Linked DNA regions of Mus musculus: region 2 is linked to region 1. The links are chromatin contacts, found by Hi-C or POLR2A ChIA-PET in ENCODE. All regions are on one chromosome and are shown on one strand. The core of a region is the stretch at or near the end of the contact, and the rest is flanking DNA. Distances in the headings are between cores, read along the strand shown.

What was found. Hi-C counts contacts between places; a loop is a spot of excess contacts on that map. ChIA-PET counts read pairs that join two places held with the same protein, here RNA polymerase II (POLR2A).
Region 2: a loop to region 1 is called in a map of T-helper 1 cell, with 2.6 times the contacts of the local background. The contact joins the promoter of Rpl13 here to the promoter of Cdt1 in region 1. A Hi-C loop is called at or near these places in 1 of 37 maps with a recorded cell type or tissue (T-helper 1 cell). POLR2A ChIA-PET finds 5 or more read pairs at or near these places in 2 of 5 experiments (Patski and embryonic stem cell).

Annotation. Positions count from the first base shown.
Region 1 is chr8:122,565,385-122,569,977 of GRCm38, reverse strand. It overlaps Cdt1 (chromatin licensing and DNA replication factor 1), which reads right to left and starts at 1,963. Exons shown (of 10, transcript NM_026014.3): 1 at 1,707-1,963; 2 at 733-891; 3 at 503-654; 4 at 1-74. The coding sequence starts at 1,922.
Region 2 is chr8:123,099,783-123,104,375 of GRCm38, reverse strand. It overlaps Rpl13 (ribosomal protein L13), which reads right to left and starts at 2,026. Exons shown (of 6, transcript NM_016738.5): 1 at 1,931-2,026; 2 at 1,614-1,723; 3 at 1,390-1,531; 4 at 1,020-1,193; 5 at 422-478. The coding sequence starts at 1,717. Snord68 (small nucleolar RNA, C/D box 68) reads right to left here and starts at 1,318; the gene lies at 1,271-1,318.

The DNA.
Region 1 (4,593 bases), core at 714-3,213:
AGGGTAGGACAAGGCCTGGGAGACCAGGCTGAGCCAGAGCATGGAAGCGCTGGTAGGCAGGAGCTTTCTCGACACTGTCAAAGAGAGGCATTCCCATTAGACTATCAAACCACACGGTTTGACCCCACCACCACCACCACCAGACCACAGGGTAGGAGAGGACACTGTGACCCAGAACCCCAAAACTACCCATTTGCAAAGTCCCCACAGATCTAATGCTACCTGAGGGCAGCATCAGAAAGAGATGAGAAACCTGCTCCACACACTAGCTCTGCACCCTCAGCTTGGAGAGGCAGACAGTCACAGACAGGCACAGGGGTTCACAGTACTTAGAACAAGCCACGTGCAGGAGGAGTTGACAATGTCCTTTTCAAGTGAGGGACAAGGGCATAGTGGTAGGGAGGAGACTGAGGTACGGTTTAGGCCATCCACCCACTCAGACCCCACAGCGCCTCCCAAAGGTCTGTCCTCGCCTTAACCTTGTGGCCCCACTAGGACTCACCATGGTTGCTCTGTGGGCACCTTGGCATCTGGGGTACTAGGCTCCACAGCATTCTCTTGGACTCGGGCTCTCAGGGCCCGTGCCTGGGCTCCCAACTTCCGTGCCCGCCTCAGGCAGGACTGGAGCTCAGAGACGGAGTCCTCTGAGGGGATCTGGGGACATAGGCACTGTCAGTTCTGCAAATTCCGCATGCCCCTGCCCACAGCCCACCCTCAGTCCAGCCTTCTTACCTTGCCCGGCTGTTGACCAACATAAACAGTTGTACTCTTTGTTCGCTTGACGGGGGATGGGCAAACGGGGGAGCCAGGGTCAGCTGGAGGGCTAGGGTCAGCTGGAGGGCTGGGCTCAGCTGGGGAACTGGGCTCAGGCAGAGAACTGGGGCAGGAGTCCTGGCGATTAAGAAGGCACAGAACAATAAACTGGGGGTGGGAAGGGGTACCTGCTCCCTGCTGAGCCAGAACTAGGGTATCAGTTCACTCGACTCGGAGGGCAGGAGTCAGGCGCTAGGGGGTGCCTGTCTATGGAGATGCTTGATGAAGCAGTTAGGAAAGATCCACCTGGTCTGTCCAGTCTTGAAGCAGCTCGCAGGCCTGGCCCTCCAGGGCCCTCTCTCCATTTCAGGAACTCCAGCTCAATTCTTTTTTTTTTAAAGGTTTATTTGTTTATTTATATGTATATGAATACACTGTAGCTGTATTGATGGTTGTGAGCTGTCATGTGGTTGCTGGGAATTTGAATTTAGGATCTCTGTTTGCTCTGGTTGACCTCTCTCACTTCAGCTTGGCCCTGCTCACTCCTACTTAAAGATTTATTTATTATTATATGTAAGTACACGGTAGCTGTCTTCAGACACCCTAGAAGAGGGCATCAGATCTCACTACAGATGGCTGTGAGCCACCATGTGGTTGCTGGGATTTGAACTCAGGACCTTCGGAAGAGCAGTCAGTGCTCTTAACCGCTGAGCCATCTCTCCAGCCCTCAATTCTTTGCATAACCCCCACACCACCACAATTCACCCCCGCCAGCTGCGGCCTCCCCGGAAGCCCAGGTACCCTCTGCCTACGTCAGCAATGCCCTGGGGAGAGGAAAAAGCGCCCAGCCTGCTCGCGACTCTATTCCTCCAGTCCTCTGCCTCGGCGCCCGAGAACCTGGTTCTCTTGTCCTAACCAAGGGTCCTCTGGGGGGACTCCCGCGCGCTCCTTACCAATCCAGGCAGCCGTAACCTCCGGCGCGCGAGCGGCGCGGGCTGGTCACTCCCGGGTTCGGCTGGGGGCCGGGCGCGCTTGCGGCTGCTGCTCCGGGTGAACGCAGGAGCCACGAGGCCACCAGGGCTCGGGGTGAGACAGATCGACTTGGCCCGCGGAGTCGTAAGGCCAGGGCGACGGCACGCATAGAAATCGGTAACACGACTTTGCGCCATGGCGCCAAAAAGGTAGTTCCCGCGGATTCCGCGCAACTTTCGCGGCTTCAGCCTCGCCCCGCCCAGGCCGTACCACCACGCACAGTTCTGGGAGGGGGGAAATGTGCGCGCTCCGGGGCATGCGCGCTAGTAGGCACCAAGAGACGCATGCGCCATGCCGGGCCACCACCCCCGCGGCAGCTTTGGATTGAGGACCGAGAATGGGAGCGGCCGGGGCTGGAGGGTTGGGGGCAGGAGACTATTTGACTCCTGTGCGCTGGCGCGCTGGCGTGCAGCGTAGTACATCCGCGATCCGCGTGGTTTCCGCGGGCTGCGGGGCTGTGGTGCGTAAGGTTCTCAAAGCCACTTGGCGCGCGGTGTGGACAGCGGCGGCTGCGGCCCTGACAGCTCTTGGCCCAGCAAAGAGGCAATCACGTGAAAGGAGACACTTCTGCTCCTGTTGTTCCCATTTACAAAATACTAGCCCGGTCTCCAAGGCTAGCCAAGTAGCTGGGTCTGAGTCACACGCAACTGCTGAGTGTCCGGTCCCATGAGCGAGATGAGTACCCAGGACGACTCATGCCGCCGAACCGGCTCCAAAAGCATCTCATTTTCCTAGCCACATCCGGGCTAAGGACTGCAGAGGTTGGAGTTACGCCTTGGCAGGAAGCGGCCTAGAAGCATGGGAAAATTCAGAGAGGCCACGCAGGTCTGCTTTCCTCATCAGATGGCAGTCACCCACCCAATGCTCCCAACTCCTGGAGGAAGTGGCCATGCAGACAGTATGATCATTTTGGGCAAAGGTGGCTCTCATGAGGGTGAGGGGACAGTGGAGAAGCAGGAACTGGGAAACCTGGATAGCAGCTGTAAGCACACGCTGCACCGAAGGAGATTTCTCAGGAAGTGGGATCATGCACAGTCCAGCGCATCAGGCTAAACTGCATCTGCAGCTGTGAAGTAAAGGACCAAGATTTAGAAGTTTGGAGACTTGGTTGCTCCTACCTCCTGAGTGTACTACACCCTGGAGCCTCATGGCCAGCCATAGTAACCATTCTACATCCCTGCCAAGTTGGCCTTTGGGAGGGCACAGCCTTGGAACCCTGCGGGAATTCTTGGTTTGGCCCAGTGACAAGACAAAGCCAGCTGCCTCCTGATCGAAGCTGATTAGATAAGTGACACATGGCTGAGCTAATCCGATGTTCTAGGATCAGAGAGTGCTCTGGTATACTAGTGATCCCCCATAATGTAAGACAGCAAGCAAACAGGAAGTTCCAGAGGCATCAAGCCTAACACAGCCGCTTGAGCGTTTGGGAATAGAGTCCCTTTCTTTGATATTTGCAGCCATGAGGAATGCGGCCCATGCCTCTGGGCATGCCCATGAGGGATTTTCTAGTTGAGGCTAATTAAAGTGGGAAGACACACCCTAATTTGGATGCCACTATTCCATGGGCTGGGAATTAATTTCCCTGACTGAAATTAATAAAAAAGGAGAAAAGGCATAGGTGTGGAAACCTGGTAGCTCACACGTGTGACTGTAGCACTTCAGAGGCTTAGGGAGGAGACTCAAGTTCTACTCTGGTCTGGGAATACATGAAACCCTGTCAAATGACTTTGAACTAGTCCAGGCAGTGGCCTGGGCAAACCTTTAATCTCAGCTCTTGAGAGGCAGAGGCAGGTGGCTCTCTGAGTTCGAAGCCAGCCTGGTCTACAGAGTTTAAGTTACAGGACAGCCAGGGGCTACACAGAAAAACTGTATCTCAGAAAATAAATAAAATTTAAAAAAATCTTTCTGCTTCTTGATTTTAATCCCAGCAGGTGTAAATACAAAGTTCCATGTCAGCCAGGACTACAGTGAGAGACCCTGTCTTGGTTTTTGTTGTTGTTGTTGTTTTTGAGACTATGTAATTGGGGCTGTCCAAGGAACCTGTTTTGTTTAAAGAAAGAAAGAAAGAAAGAAAGAAAGGAAGAAAAAGAAAAGAAAATCCACATGAGGAGTGATAAAAGCAACTTGAGGAAGGAAGGGGTTTTTAGCTTTTAGCACATGGTTTGATAGTGTGGTTCATCATGGCAGCCTAAGCATGGTGGCAGGAACAGCAGGGCACACTGAACCACAGTCAGGAGAGATGAGGGCTAGTGCCCAGCTTGCTTTTTTAATTTAGTTCATTCAACAGGTGACACACACACACACACACACACAGTGGGTCTTCCCTCCTCAGTTAAAGCTTTTTGGAAGCATCCTCAGAGACACACCCAAAGGTACTTGTCCATGGTGACTCTAAAACCAGTTACATTGCTTTTGTTGGGTTGGGTTTTCATTGTTGCCACAACAGTGAAAAAGGTAACCATCATCTGCATCCTCATCTTCACCCTCATCTCCATCCTCACCATCACCTCACCCCCCACCTTCACCATTTTTCTAATCACCTGAGGATGGGTAAGGTCGCCATAGATCCTCAGTGTTGATGATAGCCAAGTTCCGGCCTTGCCTGACTTCCCTAGAACCCACCCTGGTTCCCTGAGACCTCTCTGCCAAGCTACAACCTCGATACAGTTACAGAATAATTAGCTTGCAGGCTCTGCTCATCTGGTGCATCCTGGTATCATCCCTAAGAAACAACGACAAGAAGCCGAGACTCTGCAGCACTTCCGCTGCCTTCAGGTACATTTACTGAAAGTGTGCCGCTTCCATCCA
Region 2 (4,593 bases), core at 777-3,276, 530 kb before region 1:
ACACAAAGCCTGATCCCTTCAGAGAAGAACAAAATTACACTCCCAAGCACTCCAAACAAGTAGGGAATGCTAAGTTAGGGACCTGCGCATTTCTAAAAGGAACACAAGCCAGTCCTTTAAAATCTTGGCAGTTAGCCCATGGTGGTAATGAATGAATGCCTGTAAACCCAGCACTTGGGAGGCAGAGGCAGTCAATCTCTGAGTTCAAGGCCAGCCCAAAGCTACAGAGAATCTCTTTCTCTCAAAACAACAAAAAGTGCCCCCCCACCCCAAAGATTGGGAGGTTGTCCCCAAGGTAAGAGAACTTTCTTTCACCAGCCTGAAACCTTCACCAGTCTCTAATTAGTCTGTCACAACACACTTTTTTATCCCTGCCAATCTTGTCTATTACGGAGCTGAGCCTACAGCAGTGTCCACTTACATTCCGGATGGGCATCACAGGTCCTGTCAGCTGGGTGGCCAGCTTAAGTTCTTCAGCCTGTTTTAAGAGTAAGAAAAAGTTGAGTCCAGCTTCCATCTCATGCCTGTTACTTATAGACCCCATTATCACGGGGTCTGCTTTAGTTCCCAAGGATCAGGCTGCCTGGGCCTGCAGCACCTAGCATTTTCCGTCCCGGTGCGCTGGCTGACTACAGCTCCACTGAAGGAACAGAAGAAAGCCATCCTTACCCCACCCTCAGGAAGCCCACACTGACAAGAAACCCACCGATCCTTGTTACAAAACTCTTTACACTTCTGAATACCGAGATACTTTCTGTACCGAGATGCCCCTGAACGTCCTGGTAGGGTGAACGCTCTAGAACAGCATACCAGGCTCCAAGTCAATAGCTCCCAACACTAACAGACACTGGAAAGCCCAGGGACACCATAGTGGCTCCCACTGATCTGCACGCGTCACCGCCGCCCCCAGTACGCTCTAACCTCCCACTGCTGCACTCATGTCAACTCTGCAGAGCTGGATCCAAGAACACAGACTCTATCTACACTGAGCCGGACCTCTGCCGCCCCGCAGGACTTACAGAACTGTCTCCCTTCTTCGGAGCAGAAGGCTTCCTGGGGAACAGGATGAGCTTGGAGCGGTACTCCTTCAGGCGCTGCACGTTGGCCTGCAGTGACTCCGTGGACTTGTTTCGCCTCCTCGGGTCCACAGAGATGCCGATGGTGCGAGCCACTTTCTTGTGGATGCCAGCCACCTGTTCAGAAACAGAAACTGGTCACCCACCTCGCAGTCACCCCACCCCAAGCCGGCCCTGCCGAGAAAACTCGGTGTCATCAGATGGAAAAGGGTTCAAAAGTACTTTCATCAAGTCAGTACAGCGATTCCGGAGAATGTCATCATTCCACCGAGCCCGAGGGACCTGCCAAGGGACCTCGCCCTGCCGCACTCACCCTGAGCTCCTCCAGGCTGAAGCCCCTGCCAGCCCGGACCTTGGTGTGGTATCTCACTGTAGGGCACCTCACGATGGGCCTGATGGGGCCGGACGCGGGGCGAGGGGCGATGCGACGCGCTTTCGCCTGCCGGGCCTTGCGCCTGCAGGAAAAGCACAGCCGTCACCTCCTGCCCCACGCGCGTCCCCGCCCTGGAGCCCACGCGAGCCACGCGCGATCTATACCTGCGGATCTTGCGCGCCGGCTGGTTGAACCAAGTGTCCACTCGCTGCTGCCAATCCTTGTGGAAGTGGGGCTTCAGTATCATGCCATTCCGGCTGGGCGCCATGGCTGCCTAAGGCCGCGAGGGAGAGGAGGGCGGCGAGTCAAGGCCAGGGTCCCCAACCCCGTCCCGGGTCCTCCCGCCCCTGCCCTGGCTCCGTGCTGTCGGCGCCCGGGCTCCTCCATGGCTGTCCGTGCGGCCTCTCTTCGCCGATGACAGCGGATGGAGGGCGATGGAGCCCGATGGACCACGATGGGACCGGCGGCGGCAGAGACTCACCTCCTATACAGGAGAACGGCCGAGCGGAAAGGACCGGGCACCGCAAAGCACCCTGGGCTTGTAGGGAGTCCGGCCAATCTCAAACGCCAATCAAAATCAGGCGAAAGGGAAGTGACGTCACGCGAACCCGCCCGCCGGCGGACCATCGCCTTTCTAGCCGTCGGGTTGGTTATTCTCGCTGGTTCCTAACTTCGCAGTGTGGGTATCTCCGGCGTGCTCAGGGGCGCACCTATGAATTAAACCCCTAAAACTCTTTCTCCCTCCTAGATCCAGTGTTTTTTCCCCGTCCACCCAGGAAAATTTATTATAGATTTGCCTGGAATTTATGTTTCCCCAGAACTGAAGCACGCACCCCCATTCCAGACTTCCCCCCCCACTTTAAGATTTTTATTTATTTTTACTTTATTTGTATGAGTGTCTCCCTGGTTTCATGGCTGTGCGTCGGATCCCCTACTACCGGAGTTCCTGGGTGCTGAGAATTGAACTTCTGAAACAGCAAGCAGCCAGTGATCGTAACTACTGAGTCATTTCTCCAGCCCCAAACTCCCCCATTTACTTAGATAACTCCTTTAGCCCTGACTTAACTCCTCGGGGGGAAATCAGGTGTGACGAAATACAATACTGAATTCCTACCCACAGTAGCAGCGACAACAAAACAGCCAAGGCATACACTGGTCCTACACCTGTATGCCTATAACCTTTTTTCACTCCTCATTCCCAATTACCAGGTTTCTTCCTGATCAAAATTCCACTACAGAAGCTGTAGAAATGGCTCAGTAATTAAGAGGGCTATAAATTTAAAAATCCACATTATACCCGGGCCAGATATCACAGGACCATAATCATAATTCATCTAGAAAATGAGACAGGACAATAGCAATTTCAATGCTTTTTGAGCAACTTAAACCCTCTTTTCTTTTTTTTCTTCTCCTTTTTTTTTAAGATTTATTTTATTTATGTAAGTACACTGTAGCTGTCTTCAGACACACCAGAAGAGGGCATCAGACTCCATTACCGATGGTTGTGAGCCACCATGTAGTTGCTGGGAGTTGAACTCAGGACCTTTGGAAGAGCAGTCCGTGCTCTTAACCGCTGAACCATCTCTCCAGCCCAACCCTCTTTTCAAAATTAAAAAGGAAGGGCTGGCAAGACAGCTTAGAGGGTTGAAGGTACTTGCTGCCATTTTATTCCTGGGACCCACATGGTAGAAGAGAACCAAGCTCTACATGCTGAGCTCATCCATGATATATATATATTTTCTCTGTCTCTCTCTCACACACACACACACAAACACACACACACACATACCACACACGCGTGCGCGCGCGAAAATAATGTCATAATGAAGCAGGCTGAGGATGTAATTCTTGCCTATTGGATGAGAGGCTAAATTCAATCCTCAGTAGGGGGGAGCCATTTTTTTTGAGTGTGGGTGAAAAGGCCAGAAATTGATGTTGAACCATCTTCCCAGCCCAGAGAAAATGTCTGTGGAAGGAATGCCCAGATTCAAGGTGCACTTCTTTGAAACAGTGTTTTCTCAGACCTCTTTTGACATTCCCAAGTATCTGTCTCTTTCTACTCTCAAAGATGACATCCATGTCCACCACCAGCTTTTCGTTCAGGATGGACACGCTGCACCGGCACCTGAGTTCCAGCTCAAGCTGCAGTGCTGCGTGACATTGGTGGGCGTTAGAGCTCTGAAACTGCAACACTGCTTAGAATCAAATTAGGGGAGGGAAGGGAGGTTGTGATCTGAATTGTTCTCTGTTGCACAGGGTGGACACAGAAGGGAACAGTTATGCAAAGATGAGGCTAAGGCGGTTGTTCCTGCTCTAGCTTGAGCGCCAGTTCCTGGTCTCCTGGGCAGAGAACTCTGCAAACACCATTCCACCGGAAAGCTTCCTGGTGCCTGAGGCCGTGCTGTGCACGGGCTTGCATTCCTTTGCATGACTAGACTTAGCAGCTTATGGCTGTGGCCTGCTCTTCATTTTCCGGCAAGCTGCTCCAGGAACCCCTCCCTTCCCTGTGGGTACTTACTGAATTCTGGGTGTTTGGGAGTGTCAGAAAACTCTTGCCTAATCCCTCACCACATCTTTTCTTTTTTTTTTTTTTTTTTTTTTGGTTTTTCGAGACAAGGTTTCTCTGTGTAGCCCTGGCGGTCCTGGCTCACTCTGTAGACCAGACTGGCCTGGAACTCAGAGATCCACCTGCCTCTGCCAGTAATAAACTTTCTTCCATTCATAATCTGGAACTCTTTTAGTCACATAACCTTGATTTTTTGATTTTTAAAGATTATTAACTTAGGGCTGGAGAAATGGCTCAGTGGTTAAAAGCACTGACTGCTCTTCCAGAGGTCTCGGGTTCAATTCCCAGCAACCACATGGTGGCTCACAACCATTTGTAATGGGATCTGATGCCTTTTTCTGGTGTGTCTGAAGACAGCGACAGTGTATGCACACACATTAAAGAAATCTTTTTTGTTTTTTAAAAAAGGATTACTAACTTACTATTTATGTGTGTGAGCCTGCAGGAGTTGTGTGTGCCGAGCTCAGAGGCCAGAAGAGCACTGGATCCCTCACTAAGTGCTCCTTTTTTTTTTTCTTTTTTGTTTTTTCGAGACAGGGTTTCTCTGTGTAGCCCTGGCTGTCCTGGAACCCACTCTG